Regions from separate parts of the Homo sapiens genome. Here region 1 is linked to region 2. A link is an interaction called in ENCODE POLR2A ChIA-PET data of the cell type or tissue named here. Cell type or tissue: HepG2. All regions are shown on one strand.

Region 1 (2,500 bases), 61 kb before region 2:
CCTCCCTCCTTCCCCCCCTGCTTCCCTCCCTACCTCCTTCCTTCCCTCCCTCCTTCCCTCCCTGCTTTCCTCCCTCCTTCCCTCCCTACTTCCCTCCCTCCCTGCCTTCCTCCCTCCTTCCCCCCCTGCTTCCCTCCCTCCCTGCCTCCCTTCTGTTTAACCGATGTTGAGTGCCTATGTGTCCTAAGCGCTGTTCTAGACACTGTGTAGAGCAGTCACGAATATACTTCCCTGCCCACACAGAGCTCACATTCTGGTTTGGGAAGAGAGACAATAAAATAATTCAGAAATAGGCCAGGTGTGGCATCTCACGCCTGTAATCCCAGCACTTTGGAAGGCTGAGGCGGGCGGATCATCTGAGGTCGGGAGTTCGAGACCAGCCTTGCCAACATGGTGAAACCCTATCTCTACCAAAAATACAAAATTAGCCGGGCGTGGTGGCACATGCCTGTAATCTCAGCTACTCAGGAGGCTGAGGCAGGGGAATCACTTGAGCCCGGGAGGCGTAGGTTGCAGTGAACCGAGATCGCGCCATTGCACCCCAGCCTGGGAAACAAGAGCGAAACTCCTTCTCAAAATAATAATAATTAAGAAACAGCAAGGTGTGGGGTGTGCAGTGCTACCCACATAAAACAGGAGAGAAGAGCCTGGGAGCAGGCTTCAAGTTCTAAGCATGGCAGACAAGAAGGATGTCATGTAAACCCTCACGGCCACTCTGGTAGAGACAATCTGTGACTTGGCCCCAGTTTTCAGATGAGGAAACTGAGGTGCGGGCCCTAAGGCAGCTTGCCAGAGCCCTGCAGCTGGGAAATGGCAAAGCTGGATTCGCAGCCCAGGCAGGCTGGTGCCAGAGGGCTTTTGGGGATTGGAGGGTGCAGTGAAATCCAGGTGGAATGCGGGAACTGGACGGGGTTTCGCCACTTAAAGGTACTGTTATTTTAACTGTGTGCGGGACAAAGCCATCTCCTCTTCGCTTATGGCAAAGGCCAGGCTGGCTCATTCAGAGGTCACTGGTTCCTCCTCCAGAGACTGAGCCCCAGGGATGGGGGTCTGGCTAGGGGGAGGTGGCTGGGAGGGAGCGCCACCCTAGGCCCCCTGGCAGGCCGCCCAGCAGGGGCCCTTTAAGGCTGGCCATGAGGCAGGCAGCGTGACACCCGCCCAGTGTGCAAGTTCATTCATCACGGGCCCCTGCTGACTCACGCTTATGAAAGTGATTTTCCTGGCCCCGCCCACTGCCTGCGCCGCCTCCTCCCTCCCCGTGAAATACCCTCACTTCCCTCTGGCCTCTCAGAGCCTCTTGGATCCCCACAGGGTAATGGGTGTCCCGATCTCGCGGGGGACTCTGTGATCCGTGTTCCCCTGACCCTCCTAGTGCACAACTTGGCCGGGCTCACTGGGCTCCTGCACCACTGCCTGTCAGGTGAGTGTCCGGGGCCAGGTTCCGGGGCAGGGAATCAGGCACATCCCAGGCACCCGTGGCAAGCCCAGCTGGACCGGAGGGTCTGCAGAGCCCTGGCGCCAGGCGGGGGTCCCGGGTGGTCCTGAGTGGAGGCCCTCGCCTGGGTTCTCTGGAGCCCGGCAGGATTCTCCCCTACACCAGGTTCCTCCCAGATCCTCAGCTGTGTCCCTGTCCAGGTGCCTGGTACCCTCAGCCAAGCAGCTGAAGCGGCCACAGTCCCAGCGTACCCTGGGCCATGTGACCGCCGCTCCTAGCAGGAAAGAGGGGTGTGGCCAGCCCGGGCTTACTGCCCAGCTGTTCCAAGGCCACTGGGTCGGCAGCCAGGCTGGGTGCCTTCTGGGTTTCTGCTTCTCCTGCTCAGGAGGGACAGAGCCCTTGGGTGCCCATGAACAGCCCCCATCCCTGGAGGTCCCAGCGACTTAGCTTCTCTCAGGAGGCTCAAGAGTGCGGCGGGTTGGGAGGGCGGCCCCTGGGAGGCTGGGGAGCTGCAGGAGACCCTGGGCTCCAGGTGTGCGGCACTGGGGCGAGGGCTCGTCTGTGATAAATGGCAAGTGCCGCTTGCGTGGACAGACCACCCCCTCACACTTTAGCGCCCCCAGGGCTTCGTGTCACTTTCTTGGTCTCCCTGTAATCAGCTGTTTTACTGGAGGGGACTTGGCAGAACTAAGATTTGTCACATGGCCGTGGTCTTGGACCCTCCTAGGTGACCTGGGGCAAGACGCCCACTCCTCCTGACCAGCTTTTCTTCCTCTGCACAATGGGGATAAGAACACCCACCTCCTGGGGTGTCTTCAAAGGCAAAGGAGTAAATGGCCACTAGAGGTGCCAAAGAAACGCAGACATACAGGTGTCCCAGAGTCTCAGAGCAGTTTGCAGCTTTAACAACCTCAGAAGTACAAATGCCGCACACTTGAAAGAAACGTCAGTCGAAGGTGCAACTGTTTTCATTTCTTTTATCCTGTTTGCCTTTGTGAAATTTGAAACATCAATTTTTAATGTTAACTTCTTTCCATCAACATCTGCCATCTTCAATTAAAGGGA
Region 2 (2,500 bases):
CGCCCATGGGTGCCCCTGGCTCAGGCCCCCTGGAGAGGCAACACAGTGGAGCTGGAAGGACGGGGCTGGAGTCCCAGCTCAACATGCCCTAATGACTTAGGCAGAGGTCTGGCAGCAACCGACTTCCCAGAGCCCCATCTTTCAGGCAACCTTGACAACATGCCCCCCCACAGCAGAGTCTATGAGGAGATGGTGAGAGTCCATGCCTGACACCCGGGAAGTGCTCGGCAACTGGCAGCTACCATTACTTTCTTTTGTTGTGTGTGTGTTTTTTTTTTTTTTTTTTTTTTTTTGAGACGGAGTCTCACTCTGCTGCCAGGCTGGAGTGCAGTGGCACCATCTCGGCTCACTGCAACCTCCACCTCCCGGGTTCAAGTCATTCTCGTGCCTCAGCCTCCCGAGTAGCTGGGACTACAGGTGCGTGCCACCACACCCCGCTCATTTTTGTATTTTTAGTAGAGACGGGATTTCACCATGTTGGTCAGGATGGTCTGGACCTCTTGACCTCGTGATCCGCCCGCCTTGGCCTCCCAAAGTGCTGGGATTACAGGCATGAGCCACTGCACCCAGCCCTTTTTTTTTTTTTTTTTAAATAGTTCTGCTAGGATTCAGGGCCATGTAGCTTGGCCTAAAGCTCCCAAAGGATCCTCTCTCAACTCAAACCTGTCCTGGGCAGTCCTTCCCACCACAGGAAATAGCCAGCGCTACAACTGGCCACCTGGTCACAGCATCAGAATTTAATCTAACAGCCCAGACCAGGGAGTGTGAGGGAGGAGCCACGTGGCCACAGCCTCACCTCTGAGAAGCTCCACCCAGAGCCTGAGTGAGGAGCCGTGTGGCCACACCCTCAGCCCTGAAAGCCCCGCCCAGAGCCTGAGGGAAGGGCTGTGTGACCACACTCTCATCTCTGAAAGGCCCGCCCAGAGCTGAGGGAGGAGATGCATGGCCACACCCCTCACCTCTAAAACCTCCTCTCAGAGCCTGAGGGAGGAGCTATGTGGCCACACCCCTCACCTCTGAAAGCCCCGCCCAGAGCCAAGGGAGGAGCTGTGTAGCCACACCCTCACCTCTGAAAGCTCCACCCTAAGCCCGAGGGAGAAGCCACAAGGCCACACCCCTCACCTCTGAAAGCCTCGCCCACAGCCTGAATAAGGAGCTGCGTGGCCACACCCTCACCTCTGAAAGCCCGGCCCAGAACTGAGGGAGGAGTCGTGTGGCCACATCCCCATCAATGAAAGCTCCGCTCAGAGCATGCAGGAGCAGCTGTGTGGCCACACCCCTCACCTCTGAAAGCCCTGCCCAGAGTCGAGGGAGGAGCTGTATAGCCACACCCTCACCTGTGAAAGCGCCACCCTAAGCCCAAGGGAGAAGCCACATGGCCACACCCCTCTCCTCTCTAAAAGTTCCACCCAGAACCTGAGGGAGGAGCCACATGGCCACTCCCCTCACCTCTGAGAGCTCTGGGCAGAGCCAGGAGCAGAGTGGGTGGCTGTTCTCCTCCCCTCCCTTCACTTCACTTCCCCAGTCTTTATCTCTTAATCCCAGTAGACCCCAATTTACGGGAGCTGGGGCAGGTACGGTTAGATTCTCAAGGGACTACATCAAAGACAACCCCTGAATCTTAATTCACCTGCTAAGAACCCACTTTTCATATTCCACACATCAGTTGGCCTCTTTGATAACCAACATTTCTCTGTGGCCCTCAATTCTTCCATCGCCCCCCCACCTCCGGGGTATTGACAAAGTTGTCACCACCCACTTACCTGGGACCCTGAACAATGTTTCGTTTCATGCCCCCATTCGAGTTTTGGAAGACCTGTAAGAGCCTCTACCTGTGCTTTCTGTTAAGTTTCACCAATGGGCATCTACTTCTTGTCTGTTTGACATAACGGCTGCATCAGGGTGTTGGGGATACCTGGCTAAGGGTCCCCAAGCTCGATGTCTGTTTGGCATGGTTCCAGTCGCGGCTGAATCACAGGGTCCACTCACGGAACACGCACTGAGGGAGTCTCGACTGTGTACTCAACACTTGCTGTGTGTGGGGCCCTGGAACACACCCCCCACTGCGGATCTGGAGTCTCTGTTCTGGGCTCCAGTGGGCCACTACAGTGTACCCTTTTCCACTGGAAGAAGCATCCCTCCAGCCCCCACCTTGCTGGCTTCCCCTTCTCAGATAATGCTTGGGCTGTTTGGGAAGGTTTCCTAAGAAACCATCCTTCGCAGAAACGGTGTTTGCCTCCAGGGCCTGGAGGCAGGAGGGAAGGGAGACATTTGCAGGGTGCCTTGAGCCACGTGACTTTCACATATACGATTTTCTTTTTTTAATAAAACAAAATCTTTTAGCAGGAGGCACCAGCGGTAGCATGGACAGAGCTGTATGATTGACCCTCAGCCCTGCTGCATACTAGCTGTGCCCCCGGCGGGGGTTCAGGGCCTCGGTCTTCGCATCTATGGAATGGGATCATAAACGTTCCTACGTCAAGAATGTCCATCAGGAGCT

What was found. ChIA-PET counts read pairs that join two places held together with the same protein. Peaks named below come from ENCODE experiments on the same cell type or tissue, not always from the same donor. Only the 100,000 strongest peaks of a DNase experiment are listed, where the experiment ranks them.
Region 1: POLR2A ChIA-PET joins it to region 2 with 15 read pairs; 8 of 35 experiments call an interaction of 5 or more read pairs at or near these places.

Annotation. Positions count from the first base shown.
Region 1 is chr16:83,951,951-83,954,450 of GRCh38, forward strand. It overlaps OSGIN1 (oxidative stress induced growth inhibitor 1), which reads left to right and starts at 1,290. Exons shown (of 6, transcript NM_182981.3): 1 at 1,290-1,420. RefSeq lists a silencer at 1,565-1,614 and an enhancer at 2,103-2,500. In HepG2, a CTCF peak has its summit at 2,284; DNase peaks (open chromatin) are centred at 1,201, 1,711 and 2,281; H3K4me3 peaks cover 1,887 bases.
Region 2 is chr16:84,013,157-84,015,656 of GRCh38, forward strand. The region is part of intron 9 of SLC38A8 (solute carrier family 38 member 8); the gene reads right to left. Among named protein-coding and RNA genes, the nearest start is that of SLC38A8, 28 kb to the right of the region's middle. RefSeq lists a silencer at 823-972. In HepG2, no CTCF peak of the experiment used is centred here; a DNase peak (open chromatin) is centred at 1,115.